2 separate regions of the Mus musculus genome follow, and region 1 is linked to region 2. The links are chromatin loops, found by intact Hi-C in ENCODE. Cell type or tissue: heart. All regions are shown on one strand.

Region 1 (4,000 bases), 60 kb after region 2:
CAGGAACTCAAGCAGGTCAGGAAGCAGGAGCTGATGCAGAGGCCATGGAGGGATATTACTTAATGGCTTGCTCAGCTTGTTTCTTATAGAACGCAGGACCACCAGCTCAGGGATGGCACCACCCACAATGGACTAGGCCCTTGCCCATCAATAATTTATTAAGACAATACTCTCCAGGCTGCATTCAGCCCTGACTTATGGTGGCATTTTCATAGTTGATGCTCCCTCCTCTCTGATGACTTTAGTTTGTGTCAGGTTGACATAAAGGCAGCTAGCACTCCTACTGCAGGGGCTTGTTTTGCTGCAATCCGGCTATTTGATGTACAAACCAATGTTTTTAAAAGCATTTTGATTTATGGTTTTGTTCTGTTACTATAAAAAGTTCATAAAATTGTTACCTCATTGGAACATGGTAATTGGAGCAACCTGAATCTGTATTCCCAAGCAAGGGCCTCTTATATTTGGTTCCAGAATAAAGTGTCTCTTACTCCCTTTGAGTTGACAACTGTTATTTATTTACTTCATCACCTTTTATTTCTGAGATTCTTTGGTCTCCAGACCAAAGTTTGGGGTTAAGAAATGATTTACGCTGCTTAAAGTTTTTGTTGTTGTTTTGTTTTGTTTTTGTTTTTTTTTAATGAATATTTGTATTGATCTGGGCCTGAAAAAGTTTCATCTGAAATAAAAACAAAGCTGTAAGTATATATAAATTTTTAAAAATGTAAATGTTTGGATTTTTTAATGAAAATAAAAGGGGCCTGGAGGTGTAGCTCAGTGGCTACATGTGTGATAATAACTGATTTGGTCAGATTGCTCTAGGCATGCAAACTTGTTGGCTGCTAAGGTCACCTTGAAGGTGAAGTTCCTGTACTTACAGGCCAGAGAGCGGTTGCCCTCTCCTGAGACTCGACATGAACTCCAAACTCCTTTTTCTTTTCACTTCAGCTAGGATGCTTTGAAAACACAAAGTATTCATGACCTTCCTTTATGAAGATGTTATGGCGGCAGGGTAGACAATAGAAAGCAATCAAGATTAGCCTATGAGAGAAGCCAGTTGGCAAAAACTGGGGAGCCATTCCCTGCCGAGCTTCATACAGCCAGTGGTGCGTGCCCAAGAGAAGCCTGAGATTGACAGATGTTTGGGAGCTGGGCGTCGTGAAGGTGACCTATAAACGACTGTTGGCTCATGGCCCAGTGCTCTTAGGGTAAATGTCTTTCCTTCAGCTCATTAGCTTTAAGGCTGGAGAGGTATCTCAGTGGTTATAGTGTGCAGCGCTTGCAGGGGACCTAAGGGGTTCTAACACTAATGGGGGGGGGGCGAATGGCGTCATTGTGACTGCCCATGTCCAGTTCCAGAGGATCTGATACCTTCTTCTGGACTTTGTGGATACCTACACTCAGGTGTGCACATACTAATACTCAGACATAAACATGTACACATAATTTAGCTGTTCTTACTGGATTTACACTTTTGGAAGAGAGAGATCCCATTTCATACAGTTACTAGGGAAGTATCATATTGTCCAATGCCAAGATTCGCTTTGAAGAGGATTTAGAATACTGTACATAACCATTTCAAGCCTTGCAGTGTCCGGAGAAGAGAATTATAAGTCCTAATGACGGTGACTACTCCCAGTTTAGGAAGCTAAAACTCTGGGTGCCAACTCCACCCCAGTCTCCAGTTCAGCTCTCCTTTCAGACACCAACTCTTTCCTTACAGCTGCCTGTGTAGAGCAATGGCCTTTTCCCCTTCAAAACAGACTATGTGCTGTTTTAAAGATATAGCCTCACTAGTGTGGGAGTCTAGCAGCAAGCAGTTGTAAAACTGCTTTATAACGGGACCCTCACTGGGCTCAACACTTTAGATCACAGTAGACAAGCCTCCGTGAGGCAGCTTTGAAATCCCAGGGCTGTGGTCAAAGTCCCGACCTCCTGGAAGGACAAAGTGTTCTGTGTCTGTACTACAAGGGTGTGGCGTTTGTAGCTAGTAAAATAATCTGAACACAAAGACCTCTCGGTCCTGCGGGGCTCACTGCTGGACTGAGTCAGCGGAAAGCGGTGGGAAAGGAAAGTGGCTCTTAGATTTCGGAACCTCTAACGCTGCACCACCCCTCTCAGTTCCGTTCCAGCAGACAGGAAGGGGCTCTCAGCAACTAACACGTACGCACGCTCACACACTCACACTAAACAGAAGATAAGATGAGGAACACGAGCCTCCTCTTCACCTCTGACTAGACTCCTGCTTTATCTCCGAATCCTCCTTTCCAGTAAAACCACCCATCTGTCACAAACAGGGATACGAAGCCTGCTATAAATAATGGTCAACACCAGAGCCTCTGCTCTTAACAGGACTGCAAAAATCCATGGTCCTCTTTAACACAGGCTAGGTTTCTGTATATCACGAAATAATCAGATGTTCAGGTTGCTAATGTCCAACTGAAGGCTAATGTTTTGGAAACAATATATTGCTTTGTTAGACATTTTATGTGTACAAATTAATTGGAGAATTAAAAAGCTACCAGAAATGACAACCACATCCCTAACACATTCTTCCACCACAATTTAAGCTTCTAAAAAGTGTACATTCTACAAACTGTTATTCTAAATACTCTGATTTCTGCAATTAAAAGCCTCAAAGGTATGGATTTTTCACAAACTGTCCACAATATTTATATCTCTTTCATAATTATGTGTGAGAGGTGGGGTTGTTGTCACTTCTGATAGCTTTTTAATTCTCCAATTAATTTGAACACATGAAATGTCTAACAAGGCATTGTTTTGTTTCTAAAACCTTAGCCTTCCGTTGGACATTAGCAACCTAAACATCTGATTATTTCACTTAGATAATTGTTTCCAAAGAATGTGTGGAAACATTTTAACAAGGTAAAAAAAAAAGATTCTATATAAATTTATGCTCTCTCATAAATCCGTGAGGTATGGAATTCAAATCCCAAGGATTCATAGTCAGGGAAATCAATGACCAGGACGAATCAGAAACACTGTATTGATTGCCTTCCTTTAAAATATCAGCAAGCCTAGGGTTACAGGCACACTCCTTTGTTTTCACTGTGTGTCCGATTGTACACAGCACTGTGTCACACAGGACATTTTCACAGCAGAGCAGACTTCTGCTCAGCCCGTTCAACACCATCCCTTCTACCTTCCCTCCCTCCTCTCCCTCCTCCCTCTCCCTCCTCCATCTCCCTCCTCCCTCATCTTCCTGTCCTCATCATTCCCCCCTGGGCAGTTTTGCTTTCAGTTTCATGTTGTATGCACATCCGTGGTTTTATGTAGTATATAAAATCTAGGAATCACAACTGAAAGCGCAATATTGGTCATTCTGAAACTAAACACACATAATTATCTCTAGTTGCATCCATATTTCACAAATATAATTTCATTCATTTTTATGGTTTTAAACATTTCTATCACATCTATGTAGCATATTTTCTTTATCCTTCTTCACTTGGGTTGTTCCCATAATAGCAATGACGACCACTACTGTGGTAAATACTGCTATGCATGCATCTCTGTGACCTGTCATCATGGAGTCCTTAAGTAAACACTAAGGAGTGTTGTAGGTGGCTCAGAGAGTAGATCCAGTTTTAGTTTAGAACGTTTCTTCAATTAATGAATTAATGAATAATGGAAAAACAGTTCAAAAACGTGTGGATAGTTAAAAAAAAAAGCTTTATTATGAGACTCTTTTCGAGAGTCTATGTTCTTAGATGATTTTATGTAATCTTTGGAAATGCTTAAAATATACTTAGCAAGATTAATGTTCCCAGAGTGATTCTGCTTAGTTTGCTTCATTTTTAATAATTTCAAAGCCTTGTTTTTACAACTGTATCACATGACACACTTCCCATTCTAAAGGGCTGCAAAGAAGCCAGGCATGGTAATTCAGGTGTATAATCCCAGTCCTTGGGAGGCAAGGCAGGAGAACAGCCAAGAGTTGTTTTCAGAGTTTCAGGTTAGCTTGAACTAACCTGCAGGACCG
Region 2 (4,000 bases):
TGACACAAGAGACAGTCTCTGAGGACACTTGTGTAGAAAAGATATACATGTTCATCTGATTAAATGAATCACTATTGCTTTAAGTACTTTATATATCATATCTTGGTCTGGGGTGCCCTGGCATAGCCTAACCTGGTCTGGGTTTTGTTTGTTCGTTTGTTTGTTTGGGTCTTTTTTGTTTTGTTTTATTTTGCTTTCTTTTGTTTTGTTTTGGTGGTGGTGGTTTTTAACTTGGTTTTGAGACAAAGCCTCTCCTGTAACCTGGCCTTTCCTAGATATCCTGCGTCAGCTTCCCAGGTGCTAGGGTTACAGTTATAAGCACCATATCTGGTTTGCTAATAATGTCTTTTAATTGAAGTTTTTGCGGTTGTTGGCATAAAACCTAGAGCCAGATAAAAATCTTAATATTCAGTTTCTCTTGACATAAGAAAGACTTTTTTTAATTATTTATTTTATGTATATGAGTACACCATTGTCTTCAGTCATACCAGATGAGGGCATCGGATCCCATTACAGATGATTGTGAGCCACCATGTGGCTACTGGGAATTGAACTCAAGACCTATGGAAGAGCAATCGGTGCTCTTAAACACTGAGCCATCTCTCCAGCCCAGAAAGACCTTTTCTAATGGAAATAGACCCATTATTACCTCCTTTCTTCATCTTCTCCATGTGCCAACGATTTGTCAGAACCCCCCTCCTCTGACTTTTATGTTATATGGAATATAAACCCATGAGCCTTTTATTATAGTCCATCTCCTATCTCTTGGGTCCGTCACACTTGACCCACTTCCCTCAAATTCACCTGCATGGCTGCCAAGTCAGATAGGTTTCAAAATCTGGATTCAATTCTGCTTGAGTAATCAGAACTAGGTTAAAGTTGTGGTATTGTATAAGATTCTGCAACAGTGCATGCCCGATGAGACTAGCCATGTTGTTCATTGCTAAGGCCATTCTGCAGAAAGTGAATTAAGTAACACATTATTTAAATCTTGGTGGGCCTGGCCTCACACACCTGCAATACCAATACTGAGGAGACTGAGGCAAGAGGCCTGCTACACGTTCAAGGGCAGCTCAGCTACATAGTGGATACCAGGACAATCAGGGCTACAGAGCAAAACCTTGTCTCAGAAACAAAATAAAGAATATCATCTATCTCTTTGCACCAGTAATCAAAAAGTCATGTACCCCAGTGCTCAAAAGTAAACTTCAGGGTTGGGCATGGGTAGGCTTTTTTTTTAATCCTTCCTACTCTTTACCCAAGAAGACTGTCAAACTATATATGGCCAAGAAGCAGTCATTTAATGATGAGATGACAGCTCAGTATTCACGAAGGAGGGGATGGATGATCTGGCCTCTTTGGAAAAGCCAGGAAAGAATTCGTATCCTATCTCGACCAATACGTTTTATCGTCCAATGAGAGGAAGTGAAATCACGTGGTGAAATGAAACCCCTCTGTAAATGGTGTTTCCTCAGAAGCAGGAGGTGCCAGTGAGACTGTCAACGGCAGCAAGTTGGGCCTTTTCTGGCACGGTTCGGTTGAATGAGCACCCCTGACAGCTCAGCCTCTGCGCCCATTAGGCACAGTGTGAAAGGCCCCATTCACTTGCCAGCTGGCGTGGCAACCCTTTATCTAAGGATGTAAGCCAGGCAGCACTCGCCTCCCGCCACTGGATACCGGAGTGACGATTAATTATGGATGGAATGCAGTCAAGCCCGGCTGCAATTGTAATCAAATGAGAGCACACTAAGGAAAAATAACATTTTATCCTGTGCAAGGTACCTCACAAATAGATTTGTGACGGACTGCTGCCAGTTAGCTGAAGAGAAACTAAAAATATCGGTCAAATTATTCACACAAGTAGCATAAGTAAGAACTGATCAAATAAAAATACAATTCCTATGATTGTATAACAGATACTTTATTTAATTTATAGTTTGATTCTCCAGAACTACAGGTCCACAGTTTTTGCTTTTTTTGTTTTGTTGTGGGTTTTTTTTTCCAATGAACACTGAGGAATACTCTATCAGCTGGCACTCTAATGAAGAGATCTAGGAATTTTCTACATCCAAAAGCCTTCCTGGTGAAAAGAGATTACAATATTTCATGCTTTACTGCAAGGCTCATATGTTACTTTGATAGCTCGTGAATATTGGAACTGGGAATTGTAAAATATTCAGTCAACAAATAGGAACAGCTTGATAATTATAGCCATGAATAATCAAAGAGAGAGGAAGTAATGTCGGTCTGTGCAGCAAAAATACTAAAGAATATATTTCTTTTAAAGTGCAATTTAAAAACAGGGGAGATGGCTCAGGATTTTAGAGACCTTGCTATTCTTGCAAAGGACCTGAGTTCAGTTCCCAGCACCCACGTGGTGGCTCACAACCATCTGTAACTCCAGTCCAGACACTCTGATGGCTTTTTCTGGCTTCTGGGGGCCCCAGGCACACATGCAATGCATGTGCACATGTGTAGTCAAAACATTCATACACATAAAATGAATGTTTGAAAAAAAGCACAGTTTAAATCCCACTCTTATTAGAGGAAGAGTGTCATTAGGTCAACTCTCTCGGAAAAAAAAAAGCAAACCATTGCTCTGAGGATTCCGACTCAACAAAAAACAAACAAACAAACAAACAAAAACCATAGGCACAGCACACTACAGGGAAACAGGTCTCATGGAGTAGAACCACACACACCTTTGTAAGACCTGCTTACTTTAAATATGGCACTAGTGGGTGATGCTCTTATCATTAATAGCAGAAATGGAATGACTCGTGATTTTTTAAATTCCCTTACAATGTGACTGTTTAAGGAGAAAGTTAACTGGAATCATAACAAAAATGTCTTGTCTCTTGAGCCCCAAATCCCGCATAGTGTCTGCTGGAAGAGTGAAGGTCTTCAGAGCAACAGACTAGGAGCTAATATAGAGAAGGAGGCTGGAAACTGTCTGCTGAATCTTGAATTCCACTTCAGTCTCTCCCCCTTCCTTCACTGCCAAACTATCTGTTCAGTGACGGATGCCTGGAGGGGAGCCAGAGATTCCAGCAAAAGAGAAAGGTTGAAAAGACGCATGGCATAATGCCATGCCAGGCTGAACTACTCCATCATGGCTGTTCACCCACTACCATCCCTCCCCTTCCAACTGCCAACAGTAAAATCCAGACTAGCCAGGTGGTCATAGTAACCGGGAAGCAACATTTAATAATTGTTGAACCAGCAAGATGTCTTTGAGAGAACAACATTGGGTATGAGAACAGGAATTGCACGGATGGCTAGTCGGAAAAAATAAAATAAAACTGTAAAAGCCAACATGCCAGAAGAAAAGGCAAATGCATCTGTGGTTCTTTCCCATTCTGTCTTGGAGAGAGCTAAAGCTTTGTGTGCAGCTTCTAATTAAAACCAAACAATAAATATTGACATAAGGACAATGGTTTCTAGTACTGGGATCTTGGTTGGCTTAATAGTGCCCCGTCTGTCCCACCTATCTTATTACTCAGAACGAGGCAAGTAAACACACTTCCACTTTGATTGTTGTATTCTGCACTGGCTTACTTGGCTTAAAGATCAAATAACAAGGGTTTCATAAAGAGCTCTAAAGGAAAGTGTTTCAAAAGTGGAGGGGGAGACGGGCCACCTAGAAAAGAGAGCATGAGTATCATGGTGTCTGTTAACAGTTGTCTCCAGAATTCCTTCACTTCTACAATGACACCCACCAAAAGGGGGATGTTCATGTGGTAGTAAGTCACCCTTGTTTGCTTCCCTTTGACGTGAAGTCCTTTTTTATGAAAGAATGACACAACATTGGGATTTAACTACTGCCCCAAAAAAAGTTAAAAAATAAAATAGAATTTTCAAGCAACTGATCATGTAAGAGAAACTATACCAGCAAAAATGAAGGTTAATGCTTAAACTCAATCTCTTTATTTCTATCATGGCATACTGTCTTGATTTTTCCAACAATAACAACAACAACAAAAACACCACTCTGTGTCTT

Evidence for each region. Peaks named below come from ENCODE experiments on the same cell type or tissue, not always from the same donor. Only the 100,000 strongest peaks of a DNase experiment are listed, where the experiment ranks them.
Region 1: a loop joins it to region 2, with 6 times the contacts of the local background. A loop is called at or near these places in 4 of 42 quality-filtered maps.

Annotation. Positions count from the first base shown.
Region 1 is chr12:40,015,072-40,019,071 of GRCm38, forward strand. No RefSeq gene overlaps it. Among named protein-coding and RNA genes, the nearest start is that of Arl4a, 21 kb to the right of the region's middle. In heart, no CTCF peak of the experiment used is centred here; a DNase peak (open chromatin) is centred at 2,050; H3K4me3 peaks cover 1,046 bases; H3K27ac peaks cover 1,260 bases; H3K27me3 peaks cover 119 bases.
Region 2 is chr12:39,955,022-39,959,021 of GRCm38, forward strand. No RefSeq gene overlaps it. Among named protein-coding and RNA genes, the nearest start is that of Gm40399, 6.4 kb to the left of the region's middle. In heart, no CTCF peak of the experiment used is centred here; a DNase peak (open chromatin) is centred at 1,600.